Linked DNA regions of Homo sapiens: region 2 is linked to region 1. A link is an interaction called in ENCODE POLR2A ChIA-PET data of the cell type or tissue named here. Cell type or tissue: OCI-LY7. All regions are shown on one strand. Links, peaks and the distances in the headings refer to the core of each region. The heading gives the core; the rest is flanking DNA. Region 1 has its middle 76 kb from the start of ARL4C. Region 2 overlaps LINC01173 (long intergenic non-protein coding RNA 1173).

The links. Peaks named below come from ENCODE experiments on the same cell type or tissue, not always from the same donor. Only the 100,000 strongest peaks of a DNase experiment are listed, where the experiment ranks them.
Region 2: POLR2A ChIA-PET joins it to region 1 with 17 read pairs; 3 of 35 experiments call an interaction of 5 or more read pairs at or near these places.

The regions. Positions count from the first base shown.
Region 1 is chr2:234,568,648-234,577,234 of GRCh38, reverse strand. No RefSeq gene overlaps it. Among named protein-coding and RNA genes, the nearest start is that of ARL4C, 76 kb to the right of the region's middle. In OCI-LY7, for the core only: no CTCF peak of the experiment used is centred there; a DNase peak (open chromatin) is centred at 5,024; H3K27ac peaks cover 554 bases.
Region 2 is chr2:234,704,929-234,713,515 of GRCh38, reverse strand. The region is part of intron 2 of LINC01173 (long intergenic non-protein coding RNA 1173); the gene reads right to left. Among named protein-coding and RNA genes, the nearest start is that of LINC01173, 27 kb to the right of the region's middle. RefSeq lists an enhancer at 2,506-3,087. In OCI-LY7, for the core only: no CTCF peak of the experiment used is centred there; no DNase peak of the experiment used is centred there.

The DNA of each region.
Region 1 (8,587 bases), core at 446-8,445:
GATAGACAACATTTGGATAATTTGCATGGGACTGGGTTTGGTCTTGTGGATTCAACAGTAAAATCTTTGATTTCCAGCTAATTAGGGAACATGCAGCTTGTCTCACTTTGGAAAAATAACAGAAGCAAATGCACTTATATCTGAGGCAGGTAAAGGGGCTCATGCCAGGCACATCTAAGCAATCTCTGTACTTGGTAGGAGGTCTTCCACTGCATGGCAATTACAAATATCTGCTTGGCTGGCTTTCAGCCTCCTCTCAGGGATAAACACATCGAGTGACCAGAGGGCTCAAATCCTACCTGCACCTGAAGTCTCTGAAACATAAGCTCTAAATATGTTCCTTGCTCCTGGCAGTGAGAACAAGGTGCTTGAGGTGAGGTGGATTCACGAGGAAGGCTGCCTAGACAGACCTCTTTTTTCCTTTTACTGAGAAGAAAGGACAGCTTTAGGCACATGTTGGGCTTGATTCCTCACCGTAGTTACTGGAATCACATAACTTTGGAATTGAGGACCTCCTACTGCTACTACTTCGAGCTATCTTTATTTTGTGTCATGTGCCAACTAAAAGGGCAAGTTGAGTATAATATTCATCTCTGCAGTATTTTTAGCCTCCCTGGACCAATACCCACCCTTCTTATTGTCTGGTAGCTCTCTTTTTTCCAGCCTCTCTCTTAACTCTGAGAAAGGATAATTAGAATTTACGTAACTATTGCTAAGTGGATTTCTCAAGCTAGACTTTTTCTCTTTGAGATGTAAGATTACTGTTGGGGGAAAAACTGGCCCTTTTTAAGATATGGATTTATTTATTCATTTATTTATTTTTGAGACAGGGTCTCGCTCTTTCACCCAGGCCGGAGTTCAGAGGTGCGATCTTGGCTTACTGCAACCTCCACCTCCTGGGTTCAACCGATTCTCTTGCCTCAGCCTCCTAAGTCGCTGGGACCACAGGTGCCCACCACAACGCCTGGCCAATTTTTTGTATTTTTAGTAGAGATGGAGTTTCGTTATGTTAGCCAGGCTGATCTTGAACTCCTGGCCTCAAGTAATCCACCCACTTTGGCCTCTCAAAGTGCTGGGATTACAGGCATGAGACATGCCTGGCCTGGCCCTTAATTTTTCTTCAGTATCAAATCTCTGACCACCAACTGCAATCGTGAGAAAGATCACAACAAGCTGATTTTAAAACAGTGTGATAGAGGTGAGGTTTAGAAATAGGGAAACTTCCTGGAATACCTTCTAAAAAAATCCAACACTCCTATCTCTATAGAGCTTTAATAAAAAGGATTAAGATGCATCATACAGATGAGGTGGTAGACAGTGAGACCAGAGGAGAATAAAAGACAAGGTAATGTGTTAATTACATCAGACACAGGAGATTGTAGGACCTCAGAATTGTTGCCTTAGGCAGAATTAGCATGTACATTTTGGCTTATAGGCTGCTAATATCTTTTCATTCTTGTTCCAAGACCCAGCCTCTCTCTCCAGGAAGGTCAGTAATTTTCAATGGAGCTCAGGGCTCTTCAAGGAGCTAAGGGAAGAAGACACCTACCCAGCCAATCAAATTACCTTCAGTGTGGACATGGGAAGCTACTCCTCCTATTGCTTCTTCTACTGTCTTAATGTTCCACTATTTTTCCCTGATCATTTTGTTTTCATTTGATAAATTTCCTTTAGTCACTCTTTAAAGGTAGCTCGGCTAATGATAAATTCTTTTAGTTTTCCTTAGGCTGAAGGGATCTTTATTTCCCCTTCATTCCTGAGGTATAGTTTTGCCAGATAAAGAATTCATGATTGACAGTTTGTTGTTGTTCAAAAATTGAACTGATTTGAAAAATGTGCCACGGGCCGGGTGCGGTGGCTCACGCCTGTAATCCCAACACTTTGGGAGGCCAAGGCGGGTGGATCACGAGGTCACGAGATCGAGACCATCCTGGTGAACACGGTGAAACCCTGTCTCTACTAAAAATACAAAAAATTAGCCGGGCGTGGTGGCGGACACCTGTAGTTCCAGCTACTAAGGGAGGCTGAGGCAGGAGAATGGCATGAACCTGGGAGGCGGAGGTTGCAGTGAGCCGAGACTGTGCCACTGCACTCCAGCCTGGGCAACAAAGCGAGACTCCATCTCAAAAAAAAAAAAAAAAAAGAAAAAAGAAAAATGTGCCACTTCCTCCTGGCCTCCAGGTTTCAGACGAGAAATCCACTGTCATTCAAATGGCTATTTGCCAACTGGTGCATCATTTCTCTTTGGCTGCTTTCAAGATATTTTTCTTCATCTTTAATTCTCAAAAGTTTAATTATGCTGTGTCTTGACATGTGTTTCTTTGGGTTTATCTTATGTGGGATTTTCTCAGCATCTTGAGGCTGCAGCTTTGTTTCTTTTTCCAAATTTAAGGAGTTTTCAGCTATCATTTCTTTAACTATTCTTCCACCTCTTCTTTCTTTTTGCTATTCTTCTGGGACTCTGATGATATGAATGTTGGCTTTTCTGTTATTGTCCCACAGGCCCTTGAGGCTCTGTTAATTTTTTTCTCAGTCTGTGTTTTCTCTGATATTCAGATTGGATGAATTCTATTGATCTGTCTTCCAGTTCACTGACTCTATCCTCTGTCAACTCCACTCTACTATTGAGCCCATCCAATAAATTTAAAATTTTTTAAAATTATTGCACTTTTCATTTCTATAATTTTTACTTGGTTCTTTTATTTTGTAACTTCTATTTCTTTGCTGAGATTTTCTGTTTTTCATTTGCTTCAAGAGAGTTTTTAGCTCATTGTTACAGTATTTTTATGGTAGTTTCTTTAACATCCCTGCCGGATTATTCCAACATCTGATTCATCTCAATGTTGCTATTGGTTGATTATTTTTTCTCATTCAACTTGTGGTTTTCTTGATTCTTGAAACGATAAATGATTTTCTACTGTATCCTGAACATGTCGTCTATTATGTCAGGAGTCTCTGGGTCCTATTTAAGTCTGTTATTTTAGAAGGCAGGCTTCCTGTTTCGGGTTAGCATGCAGGGTCTGGACTCCTTTTCTCAGCTGGGCACCAATGACAATTCAATTTTCAGAGCCTTTGCTGTGCTAATTCAGTCTACTTGGCTCATCTGGTGATGCTGGGGTTCCCATCGCTCCCTGTCGGTGCTGCCTGAGAATGCAAAAGCCATTTCCCCAGGCAGACCTCTAGGTGTCTGATACAGTTTAGCTGTGTCCCACCCAAATCTCATCTTGAATTGTAGCTCCCATAATTCCCACATGTTGTGGGAGGGACCTTGTGGGAGGTAATTGAATCATGGGGGCGTGTCTTTCCCATGCTGTTCTCATGATAGTGAATAAGTCTCCCGAAATCTGATGGTTATATAAAGGGGAGTTCCCCTGTACACACTCTCTCCTTGCCGTCCGCCATGATTGTGAGGCCTTCCCAGCCATGTGGAACTGTGAGTCCATTAAGTTTTCTTTGCAAATCACCCAGTCTCGGGTGTGTCTTCATTAGCAGTGTGGGAAGAGACTAATACAGTGTCCCGCAGCGAGGGAGGCATCTTTTAGACCTGTGGGGATGAAGACATGTCCTGGGCCATTTTATGCAGCTGTTCCCCTTTTTTTTGCCAGTCCCACCCGCTGCTCCTGTGTCTCACCACGAGGAGGGGAAGCTCAGGACCTGAGGGGAAGAACAGAGCTTCCCTAGACACTTATTGTGGGTGGGGCTCCCAAAGGACCCCCTTTCCAATAAGCATCAGGCTGTGATGTCATCAAAAGGACTCCTATCTGATTCCAGGGAGGAGTGAGTCTACCTGTGCTGCCTTCTGCTGCTAGCCAGGGGTGATAAAATGCCAAGTCACCTTCTCTGTTGAGAGTGGGATGTAAAAGGTCCTATTGCTGGGCTGTTCCTCTACTTCTTGGGTCCCAATTCAACTTACCGCCTTCTTACCATCTCTCAGAGTTCTCCATTGGTTGTCCCTTGAGTTATGTTCAGAATTTATAGTTGTGCTTAGCAAGGATGAAAGAAAGGAATTATGTTATGCCATCTTGTTTGGACAGAAGTTCTCAACATGTCTTTTTTTCTCAACTCAGAAAAATAGAGAATATCATCTTAATTGCCTAAGGCAAGTCCATAATTTTCCTATGACTGCAACTTGGTCTCCCACATAAGAGGGGAGGAGGAAAGACCTCTGAAACACTTTTAGTGCAATAAACCTTAGCACAGAAGATTTGTAGAGGAGAGGATAAAGTTTGAACTTGCCAGACCTCCAGAAGAGAGAGAGGTATTGAATGCTGGCTCTGAAAATATTACGAAAACACGTTGCTGATAAGATGGAGCTAAGTTTATTCCTATCAGAGTCAGAGAAAGCACCTGCTAGCAGAGCCTCCTAGCATTTCAGAGTGGTGAGGGCAAAGTAGAATGTTTATGAGAGTGTGGAATATTATTGGCATGTGGTTTAAGGAGCGTCTCTTGCCATGCAGGGGAAATAATTTTGGTTCTCAGTGGGAAAGGGACCGTATATGGAGTTTGGGAACCTCTGGGTTCCTAACCCATCCAGATTCTTTATCTCAGAACAAGCTTGGGGTCTGGGAGGAAGCTGTGCATGTGACCCTAGACAGACTCTGAACAGACATCATTTCTGTGCCCCCACCCAGGGAATGGCCAGAAAGTTTAGAAGGCCCAACTGGCACCGCTTTCTGGGAGAGGATCTTTCCCAGGTCAGTCGTTCATCCACCCTCAGTGCATCCCCTCATGGTTGGTGCGGGAAATGGGGGTATATAAGCTGGGGCTTGGGAGACTCCAGCATCCTGCTGTGAGGAGGCACTAGGCCTGCCAGCACCCCCTCAGCTCATAGCGGAGGAGAGCGGGCACCCCTGGCAACCATGCAACCATCCCCAGCAGCCACGTGGGGCATGTGTCTTTGATGGGAGTATATCACTGAGTATAAACTATATTCCCATTGTTATAATAAGTTCCTGTCATTTGTGGAGCCTGCCAAGCTGTGTTTCCACTTCCTCCAACCCTCGTCTTCAGCTCCACCTTTCTCTCTACCCCTACTCAACTTCCTCAAATCAGTTCCTCTTTAGGGCATGCAGACTAAAACTCAGGTTTACATTTGAGATAACTTTGGGTATGTATAGGGGAGGTTGACAGAGTGCAAAATTAAACACAAGATAACTGGAAAATATTCATACTGAGAAATTCAAAGCTCTTTCAAACTCATCTCCTTGATCCTCACTTTGAAGAAGGAAAGGAAGAGGTGAAGCGACTTTCCTAAAGGCACGGATGAGAGGGACAAAGTTGCTTTTTTCATGGGAGAATTCACTTTCCTTTATACCACTCTGTACACACCACTCCCCCATCCAACAATTACACAGACAGAGAAGAGGAACAAGAAGAGGCCCCAGTGAATGAAAAATAGTTCACTGATGTGTCATGACAAGGAAGGTGCAAAGCTCTAGCCTGGGCTCCTTACACATGTTGCATTCCATGTCATTTACATACACCCTGTGTTATGCTGCCTCTCTGCAGAATTAGAAGCCGTCAACATAGCTACGAACCCAGCAGATTATATTGGTGGCGGCTTTGCATACATTGCTGATGGGGGAGGAGTTCTAGGAAAGCATAAAGCATAGAGGCCTTTGCATAGCTTTTATTTGTAAGGCAAACATTCCTGCAGTACTTGCTATGAAGGCTCTAAATGGACAACATATTAAAGATCATGCATACGTGCTTACAGCAACAGGTTTCTGAGTGTTGGTGAAAATTTTACTATCTCAAGGCTCTTAAAGCTGCATCTCATCAGCCTACCCCTAACCCAGTGCTTGAATATACATCTCTGCCAAGTGGCCATTCAGTCTGTTCTTAAACACCTTCAGTTATAGTCAAATCATTTTCTCCCTAAAGATCTCATGCCTTTCCAGGATGGCCTTTTATTGGAAAGTGCTTCCTTCTCTAGAAGCAAAGCATGACTCCCTGTGTTGTTCCAGGGACAGGCTCACTGCAGCGCTCCTGGAAACTCTAACACAAGTCAAATCCCTTTCCCCTATGGCAGCCCTTCAAATAAATTTTCAAGACTATCATTCTGCAACAGTTTCCCATATAGCACAGACTTGATTTATCCATTCTTCAGAATGTCTTCCTCTGAATGCTCTTTGTCATGTCTGGACGTCTTACAGAGAGTACCGTCCATGGGAGGCAGAACACTACCTGTCCAGGGTAGCCTAGAGCAGGCACCCTCACTCTAGCCATGGGACTCACCTGCTTCTATGAGGTTCCTGTGGTTTTTTCTGGGTTCTCTGTTGGTAAGGACCTTCTTCCTTTCTAGACCCCCTTATCTTCTCCTCTCAAAGCCCTTATTAAAATGCTCTGTACTTGTTTGATTTGCTGTCTCTTTCCTTAGATTGTGAGCCCTTTGAGGAAAAGAACATCAATCTAGCCTATTGGAATGACTCCTCTTGGTTTCAGAGGGAAATGGTGTAAAAGTTTGCATTCAGTCAACGTGTATGTGTAGGCAGTTGCTTGGCAGAATGGTTATTTGAACTATTCGCCAGTGGCTCGAGATTTTATCTCTGGTAAATGAGGGACTTCATCATCAACTGCATGGAATTTTCTCTGGAACAATGAGCTTTCCACCCAAGCGGTCCTGGGCAAATCCCATCACCCTCTCCTTTTTCGTAAGCTTCTGAATTGCTCATTAAAGGGCACTGTCTGGGTTTTAATAGTATTTGGCCCATCACTAGCGCTAACACTAGATATCCATTGGTTTTGTCTGCCCGACATCGCTTCTCCTTTCTTTTGGTAGAGGAAAGTGTCTTCCCGTGGGGAACCCATTTCCTGTGGTTTGGGTGGGCTGGCTGTCATCCCATCCTGTTACAATGGTGGGACAAACCCCAGGCCTGACAATCAGAGCACCCCATTGCTCTGGCTGGAGTGATTGGCTTAGGGACAGGCATCCCACTCATGCTTGACTAGTGACATTCTTCCCCAAGACCTTCCCAGCAGATCTGTAGAGATAAGTGCTTTCTTTCTGCCTCTCAGGGTCAGACCTCTAAACTAATAGGACATGAGTCTGGGGCCTCCGGAAGCCACATGAAGACACTGGCAGAGAAATGGAGAGAGAAACAGAAATGTTATGATTTATTTTTAGGCCATGACCAGACTTTTTGATCACATAAACCGATAAATTGTCTTTTTGTGTCTCAGCTGATTTAAGTTAGTTCCTGTGACCAGAAACTGAGAAAGTTTCTCAATAGTGCAGCAAATGGAACCGTGGAACCACTGAAGAGGAGCAGCAGAAACTTCACAGCTCTTGGGTGGCAGCAGACTCAGATTTACTGAAGCAAGAAAGGGAAGACAGCAGCAGGAGGCTTGACAGCTAGCTAAATAGTTAGCCATGGAAAGAGCAGAAGAAGGAAGCTCAAGAAATCTCAGCAACAAACACTCATGGACTTTTTTCTAAAAATGGAAATTTAAAACTTTCTCGACCATGACCCACAAGAAATACATTTTACACGTTGCATCCAGGACATAGCAATATGCCTGTGAGCCACTTTGTGGTTGAAGGTTTCCATGTTGAGCTAGTTTCAGGAACATTGCCTCCTGTGTTCTCCTTTTGGAGATTCACCCATGGATTTACTGTATCAAAGTCTCTGAGAAATCTTATTCTAGCAATCCTGTTTCATGCACTATTTCTTAAATGTATTTGGTAGCAGTTAACTTGTTATTGCAAAAACAAAAATTATTGACTCCCTATTTTGTGCTAAATACTGGGCTCTGCACTGGTGAAACAGAAGAAAGCCATACACAGCCTGCCCTCACAACGCCTCCAGTCTCAGAGAATACTTAGTAATCCCTCATGATCTACACCTTGGAAAACACTGATTTAGTTTACTCCAATCCCCACTCCTGCATGCAGAATCTGGCCACTCTAGGCTTCGGTCTAGTTCAGCATATACTGCCTCTAGGCACAGATGACTGTGGACAGTTGAACAGGGTATGGGGGGAAGCATCATTGACACGATTGTCTATGTAAATGGCTCCTTTAGGGTTGTGCAGTGCCCAACACGCGCCATTGTCCTCAGTGTCTCTGCTTAGGGCTGATTTCTGGGTTATGCATTACTACTCAAGGCACAGACCCCACGTAACCCCACCTTGGTGGCAAGGTTTCCATCCTGAGTCACTCTTTCTTGTTCCAACTTTTTCCTTTGAATATGTTCAGACCTACAGAGAAGTTTAAAAATAATATAATGGGCTGAGGTAGGCGGATCATGAGGTCAGGAGATCGAGACCAGCCTGGCTAACATGGTGAAACCTCACCTCTACTAAAAATACAAAAAATTAGCCAGGCGTGGTGGCCCGTGCCTGTAGTCCTAGCTACTCAGGAGGCTGAAGCAGGAGAATCGCTTGAACCCGGGAGGCGGAGGTTGCAGTGAGCTGAGATCGCACCACTGCACTCCAGCCGGGGTGACAGAGTGAGACTCTGTTCAAAATAATAATAAGAAGAATAATAAAATGAACATTGCATCTTAGATTCACCAATTGTTAACATTTTGCCACATATGCATTTGACATTTGTGTGCATACACACATATGTGTGCACAGAGACAAA
Region 2 (8,587 bases), core at 269-8,268, 140 kb before region 1:
CTTGTCTCTCTCATCATGTTGAAAGTAAAACTGTGTATGAAAAAAACGCTTTGGAAATAATTCTTTCCTTCTCCTTGGAGCAAGTCCACTTCTTAGGGGACATTGGTTCTAGTTCACCGTAATCGTGCCCTTCTCTTGAACTCCTTCATCTTTTATACATCCTTCACCTTTTTATACATTTTTTGTACTTCAACCTCACCCTCCACCCGCCCCCACCTGCCCATCATTCTTAGCCAGGAAGGGTGATGTTTGCTCAGAATGTGAACTTGAGGACATTTCTTTCAGAGATGACGTGGGCAAATCTTTAGTCTCAGGTGAAATAGAAGTCAGGAAGCTTGGGTTTGGATGGATAGGGAGGTTAGTCCCGTAAATTCACTGTTGCATCCATTTGCTTATTTTTTTCAGAGCCTTGGCTTGCTCTTCCCTCTTTCTGCAATGCTGTTCCCACAGGTGTCCATGGGACTCATTCCATTGTTTCATTCATTTCTCTGCTGCCCCAGCAACTTCTGTGAGCCTCATTCCCAACCATTTTACTTCATCTGCAGCCACGCTCCCCTATCCCCCAAGCCCTGCCTCCCTTACCTGCTTTCCTGTCCTTTCTGGGCTCATCTCCTCCTGACCTGGGATATATTGATCTCTTTATGGCCTCTATTAGAATGTAAACTTCCTTGGAGACTCTGACATTGGTTTATTCCCATATGCCCGGTGATTCAACCACTGTTTGTTCCTTTCTGGGCTCTCAAATATGTGTAAAATAAATGAATCCAGCCAACCCCCAAGTACCGGCTGTGTGCCAGTTTCTGAGTGAGCTCTGGAGATCCACTGGTGAGTGCATCAGACAGAGTCAGTGTGTCAGGTCCTAGGCCACAAAGGGAGAACTGGGCTCCCCAGAGAACTTTCTTTTCCCTGTGTGGGGTGCAGGCTCCATTCACTGGAGCATCACCATTTCTGTCTCAGGGATCCTGGGAGCCAACACCAGTCTGCTTGGTGTGACCCTGGAGCCCTTGCTGTGGTCAGTAGGTCATCCCTGTTGATCAGACACTGTCTTGCCCTCGTGCTCAGCTCCTGCCGCTGTGTCTTTGCAGATTTGAGTATATTCTGTCCAATACTGTCCAGGAGTGCTGCACTCTCACATGTGTGGAATCAGAGTGGCTGGGATACCTCCAACCCACTTCTATCCATACAGATAGTCCCCAACTTAATGAGGGTTTGGCTGAATGATTTTTCAACTTTACCATGGTACAACAGTGTTACACATTTGGTAGAAGCCCATACAAGTATTCTACTTTTCACTTTCAGTACAGTATTCAAGAAATTACATAAAATATTCAATACTTTATTGTAAAATGGGCTTTGTGTGAGATGATTTTGCCCTACTGTCAGTCGGCTAAGGTAAGCGTCCTGAGCACGTTTAAGGGAGGCTAGGTGAAGTGATAGTGTTCGTTGTTAGATTAGGTGCATTAAGTGTGTTTTTGACTTAGGATATTTTCAGCTTACGATGGGTTTATCAGGATGAACCCCCTCATAACTCAAGGATCATCTGACATCCCTCTAGGTTCGCAGATATGTACTGTTCCTGTTTTTCAGCCCATGTATTTTTCATATGCCTAAGTCTTTTCATTGTTAATCATTTACTGGGAATTTTGAAGGAAAGGGAAATTCAGAAATTGACTCAAGTCACCTTAAAAATTGTTTATTGTGATCATTAATGGTGATTAATAGACATGTTTTTCTTACATTTTTATTAAAATAACTTCAGTCAACTGCTACTTTTGTGTCTTCTCCCCTTCCTTCTTTTTAAAGTCAAAAAGTCTATCTCATATACCATATTTTTAATTATTCAAAAGACACATTTTTTCACCTTCCGATATCTTCGAAATTGGGATGCATACTACAGTTGACAGCTTCCTACAGTCTCTGTTGGCCCAACAACAATTAGGATATTATTGACATTGAGGACTAATTTGTGAGGTGCAATTGTAATCATTTCCAGCATTAAAAAAATGCTGTGTCATCAACATGAACATCAATGACACTGATGTTCACCTGAAATTTGAAAAGAAATCCACAAGTTTCAGACTTTAAATGTAAAAAAGCTTTAGGAATACCTTGACTAAATTATGTCACTTATATGACAGATTTGTCTATATTTTAATCTAAAATAATTCTTTCAATAAAATAAAAGTTCTAAGGTACTAGAAATCATTGCATTATAGTTTAATTGGCAGGCTTTTTCTTTCTTTTGTAGTGGTGCACGAAATAATAGTGCATCTTATAACTTTTGCTATCTTAGGTTTCATGAAATACATGACACGTCACCATGAAATATATTCACAGAGATGTTAATAATTTCTTCCCTGCTTTTTTCTTTACACAGTCCTCTACTTCGTTCCAATCTATTTATCGAAGAAATAACAAAGTTCATGTTGAGAGATCCATTTTATAACTTTTACTTGTATAACTTTACTTATTTGCTTGTTTGTTCTGTTGGGAAATGCCAGGTTTCTAGATCAGAGATAGATTTTTAATTGCTCACATAGCCATCATTGCACCAGTCCCCATGCATCCATCCCCCTCAGAGTGACAAACCGAGATCCAGATGTAGGAATTTGGGCCACCGGAGAGGAGTATAAATTCTGGAGCTTACATAAAAGCTGCTGACATAGCTGCTCCTCCTCTTCTCACCCCAGGTAGAGAAAGAGAAAGAGCTTTTGCTCTGAAATGTAAACAAAGGCTCTCTGGGGAGAGAACGAGAAGGTCTCTAGGTCCATCAACCATTGGAATATAAATACCCATCGCTAGGGGAGATGCTGCTGCCAATCTCTCCAGAAGTTACTACTTTAACTTCCAAGGTTTGTTGCCACTCAAACGTCCTTTAACCCAGGTTGCCAGCACCTTTTGCTCAGAAAGCAGTGACCATGTAAACATGGAAATACGATTTGTTTCCCCCAAATCATGCTGATTTATGCTAATATCTAAAGAAGAGTCCTGTGGATTGGGAGGTTGGGGGAGGCAAACAGCAAATTTTAACAACTGCTTGATGAAGTGGGAGAGAGAACGTCAAAATCTCCAGAAGTCCTTATTGAGAGGGCCCTGTATTTGTTCAGAGGGATTGCATTGATACAGTGAGTGGAGGTAGAAGTTAATTTCTTAGAGGAACTGGGTATGGACTAAAGGATAGGGCCAGAATCAAGTGGGGAATATTTTGACTGTACTAGAAGGAAAGGAGTCAGAAAATAGAAGGAAGCAGCGTCAACACAGGCAAGCTGGTGCAAGTGTATTTGTGTGGTGAGTGATATGACTGTTTCTTTGACAAACAAAATCTTCAGTGCGAGTTTAACAAAAATCACAAAATACTTGATGTGAATGGATTTCCTGTGGACCCTACTGAAGGGGAGAGTTCTGTGTCTCAGCATCCACTAGTGACAGCCCACGAGGTGGCAGGAGCACAGAAGGGAGAGGAGTGAGGCTATGGAGACCCAGGCATCATGGTGGGGGCTTCCACCTGCCACAGGCTGTGGAACTGGGGTTTTGGTGAAGTTCAACCAAGTCTCCCAGGGTTACATTGAATGAGTCCATTTTTATAGAATTGGGACAATGGTTGATTTTCTGTCTCGTGCTTTGTGACACTACTTTTCTGGGTCCTATCTGTCAACAGTCAAGGGGCAGTGAGTCCAGGGTTATGGATCTAAGCTCTTTACAAGCCATTGGTCATTCTCAGCTTCATGGACATAGGTTATACCTCTGCCTCCAGCCATCCTACATCCCGGTCCTGCTGTTCTTTTTTTTTTTTTTTTTTTTAATGGAGGTGGAATCTCACTCTGTCACCCAGGCTGGAGTGCAATGGCGCGATCTCGGCTCACTACAACCTCCACCTCCCAGGTTCAAACAATTCTCCTGCCTCAGCCTCCCAAGTAGCTGGGATTACAGGCACCTGCCACCACATCCAGCTAATTTTTGTATTTTTAGTAGAGATGGGGTTTCACTATGGTGGCCAGCCTAATCTCGAACTCCTGGCCTCATGTGATTCTCCCACCTCAACCTCCCAAAGTGCTAGGATTACAGGTGTGACCCACCGCGCCCAGCCCTGCTGTTCTTAAGGCTGGAAAAACAACTCCAAGCTCATATTCTATCAATAATGGCTGGGGAAATTTTTCTTTGTGGCTAAAATCTGTGTGCATCAGCTTTGCATTCACTTATTCATTCATTCATTCAACCCATAAGTACTTTATGTCCCAGTCCCCAATTAGCTTACATCTGGAGAAGGAGCTATTAATAGATTAATACATGTAAAATTATGGCCTAGAGGTCCCGGCATAGTAACACCATCACAGAGGCATGCACAATGCACAGTAAAGGAGAGCGTGGCTGTTTCTGCTTGGAGCCTTGGGCAAGACTCCCCATTAAAAGTGTTATAGGCAGGCGAGGCATGGAAGGATTGGCTGTATGATGTATGCCAATAGAAGAGGTGCAGATCAGCATTCTAGATCAAAGGGAAACATGAGACAGGACAGTACAAGGGCAAATTGAAAGCTCACTGTCAGGGGAATGTAGAGATGTGAGTTGGAATGTCAAAGAGACGGGCTCTCACTCCCATCTCTGCAGGGCTTTACTATAAAGATTAGTAGCAATGGTCTTTATGCTCATGACCAAGGCGGGCCATAAGCCTGCTGTTGATGAAGTGCCCTAGTGTACATGGTGGGAAGCTTAATGCCTGGGGCAGAACCAGGCTGGTCTTTCTCTACTGCATTCCCTGGTTCTGGCACAGGGTCTCACAGAGACTCAGTGTTCAATGAATATTTATTGATTGAAACAAATGAATCCTTTGGTAGTCTGACTCCATGTATTTAGCAATTGTAACATTTATGCTAGCCAAATCAGTGTCCTGGTACCACTTGCTATTCTTGAATATGATATAAAAATTTCTGTTGAGTCCCTGGTGCATACAATAAGGTAAGTTTCCAAATTTAGAATTGCATAATCATTTTTACACAACTTAAGAGGCAGATGCGAGAAGAATCCATGTAATGTGCTGAACATCATGCAGCTGCGCAATTGCTTTGGACTTTCTGTTTTATAGAGACAACGGCTTTCCCTGAATTTCTGAAGGAATGCACATTTTCTTGCCTAAGAGCTAGCAGCGAGTGGCTGCCGTGACAGTTTTAGCAACTGAATGCATCCTGGGCTGAATCTCGAGATTTGGTGGATAATAGACTGGTGGCCTGCTGTGCACTGTTGCAATGCCGAGCATTCACCCATACAGCCCCTCACGGGAATCACTTGATGGCTGGCATTACTGGGAGCTGTCTCGCCTAACAGCAGCTTCATAGAATGTATTCCCATCACTCTTAAGAGAAATGTCTGGGGGGAAGAGGGGAGAGCTGCAGGCTAAAGCTGCGGGGCTGTTTCTAACAAAAATATGTCTAAGATATATATATATATGCACCTAGATGGATAAGTGTAGCAGACAGCCACCCACCTGCTGTGGTTCTAGAGTGACTGTCCCCAGCCCCCAGAGGACAACTGCACTTGCTTTGCTTTTGGAAATTCTCTATTGTGCTCATGCCTTTTATTCTATAAGCAGAGTTAGGGCTTAAAATGTAAATGCCATCTGACCCAGTAATTTCACTCCAAGGCAAATAACAAAGGTTGATATCAAAAGACATTCCCTGCAAGATCATTTAAAATGGAAAAATATGCAAGGTACTCAAATGCCCAGTAAGGAGAAGCAAATCATATATGTGCAGCAAACGTAAGAGGTTTCCCAAAATTTAACATGTAAAGATATTCATAATATATTCTTAAGTGACATGAAGCAAAAATAATATAAAATTGTGCTGATGGAAAGTTTACAATTATGTAATGTGTACAAACATACAGGCACATGCGTGCACACACATAAACATACACACACACATTCACATGCACAGCCTGGTTCTAAGACTACATCAAGGTTGCTGTCCAGTCCCACTACTGGGTATGTATCCAAAGACAGTGAAATCAACACGTTGAGGAGATATCTTCACTCTTATGTTCATTGCAGTGTCATTCACAATAGCTGAGATATGAAAACAAACTAAATGTATGTTGATGTACCACTAAATGTGGTATATATACGTCATGGAATACTATTCACAAATGTTGTCATTTGTGACAACATGGATGAACCGGGAGGACATTATGTTAAGTGATATAAGCCAGGCACAGAAAGACAAATACTGCATGATCTCACTTAATATGTGGAATCTGAAAAAGCCAAACTCACAGAGGTAGAGACCAGGGGCTGGGTGTGGGTGGGTATGGAGAGGCTGCTCAAAGGGCACAAAGTTTCAGCACGGGATAAGCTTTTGCGATCCATTGCATAGCACGGTGACTATAGTTAATAATGCAATGTGCATTTCAAAGTTGTTCAAAGATTTTTTTTTTTTTTTTTTGAAGACAGGGTCTCACTCTGTTACCCAGGCTGGAATGCAGTGGTGCAATCTCGGCTCACTGCACCTTCAACCTCCTGGGCTCAAGCAATCCTCCCACCTCAGCCTCCTGAGTAGTTGGGACTACAACTGCACACCACCACACCCGGCTAATTTTTGTATTCTTTTGTAGAGGTGGGGTTTCACTGTGTTGCCCAGGCTGGTCTTGAACTCCTGGGTTTAAGTGACCCTCCCTTCTTGGCCTCCTGAAGTGTTGGAATTACAGGCATGAGCCACTGTGCCCAGCCAAGAACAGATTTTAAATGTTTCACAACAACAAAATAAGTATGTGAAGTGATATGTTAATTAGCTGGATTAATTCATTCCATAATGTATATATAATCAAAACATTACATTGTACCCTATAAATATATATAATTATTATTTGTCAATTAAGAATATATTTAAAAAGAAGTAAAGAGATTGACTGTGGAGCTGGTGGCATCCCTGCCCCCTACCCCAACACCCCACTTCTCAAGTATGTGTCTCCTTTCCTGAGTAACTGGCAAGGCCTTTGAAGGGGGAACTGGGGAGGGAGGAGTGCAAGGTAAAATTTATGAGACTATTTTTCCAAAGACAGATGACAAAATTCAAAATAAATTGGGACAAGGGATGTTTTTTCCCTCTCCTGCAGAACTATAGACTTGGGCCATGATTGAGTAGGGCCTGAAGAAAGCACAGTTCTGCTTGGCCCTTGCCGGTTTGGGGCTGCTATAGGGGCTCTTTGGTGAAGGGGGGTGATGTCTTCTTGGATGGCAGTGGCCGTGGTGCTGAGGAGTGTTGCTTGTGCCCTAGAAATCACAAGATGACTGGTGTGAAAGTCACTTCTTCCCCTGTGTGAGAGCCCCTTGTGGATGCCCAAAATCAACTGGGGAGAATGGGAGAGTGAGAGTAAATGAGCGAGGAGAATTGGGGAACAAATAGTGCTGGTACCTCCTGAGAACCCATGTACAAGGAGGACCCAGCGATGTTTGAGAGGCCTGTTTAGACCAAAGGCTACAAGAAAGTGCATCAACATGTAAAGAAAGATGATCTTCTTACTTTGGGAGTATCCATCCTTTTAATTTTTTTCTTATACTTTTCATATATTTAAGTTTTTGAAAGTAAGCATGTGTATTAGTCCATTCTTGCATTGCTATAAAGAAATATCTGAGACTGATCCTGGCTAACACGGTGAAACCTCATCTCTACTAAAAATACAAAAAATTAGCCGGGCATGGTGGTGGGCGCCTGTAGTCCCAGCTACTCAGGAGGCTGAGACAGGAGAATGGCGTGAACCCAGGAGACGGAGCTTGCAGTGAGCCGAGATGGCACCACTGCACTCCAGCCTGGGGGACAGAGCAAGACTCTGTCTCACACACAAAAAAAAGAAAAAAAAATATATATATATATATATCTGAGACTGGGTAATTTATAAAGAAAAGAAGTTTAATTGGCTCATGGTTCTGCAGGCTGTACGGGAAGCATAGTGTCTTCTAGTGAGGCCTCAGGAAACTTACAATCATGGCGGAAGGCAAAGGGGAAGCAGGCACGTCTCACATAGCTAGAGCAGGAGGAAGAGGAGAGGGGAGAGGTGCCACACACATTTAAGTGACCAGATCTCTCACTTGCATTAATTACCACTTTCAGATACGTAACTTCCTAGAAGAGAAGGCAAGAGGGCAGGCAGAGGTGAGTAATGGTGGAAATAATGCTAATTTACCCGGGATGATGTCATCTGTGGTTCTGGCTAGGGCCAAGTGAGTATGACAGCATAGATGAGTAGGTGTGTGGCTGAAGCTTTGTACCAGGCTCACCTCTGTCTTGTTCTCAGGTCCCCAGTACTGTTGAGACCGCAGGGTGGAAGCTGTAGAGTGGTCAGCATTTGGATGCCACATACTGCAATCACCCCTGGTTGTAGATGGGAAAATGAGGCATGGCCTGTATGCTGACTGTCTCACAGCTGCTCAGCAACTAGCGGCTCCACATTCTCTTCCTCCTATCTCACCCTGAACAGGCTGCCTCAATTTTTCACACTGAAATCCAATCATGGCCAAAGCAATTTGGGACTAAGCAGAAAACCTTCCCCCTGCCCCCTCTGCAGAAGCTGGATTCTTAGTGACATGTACTCTCAATAA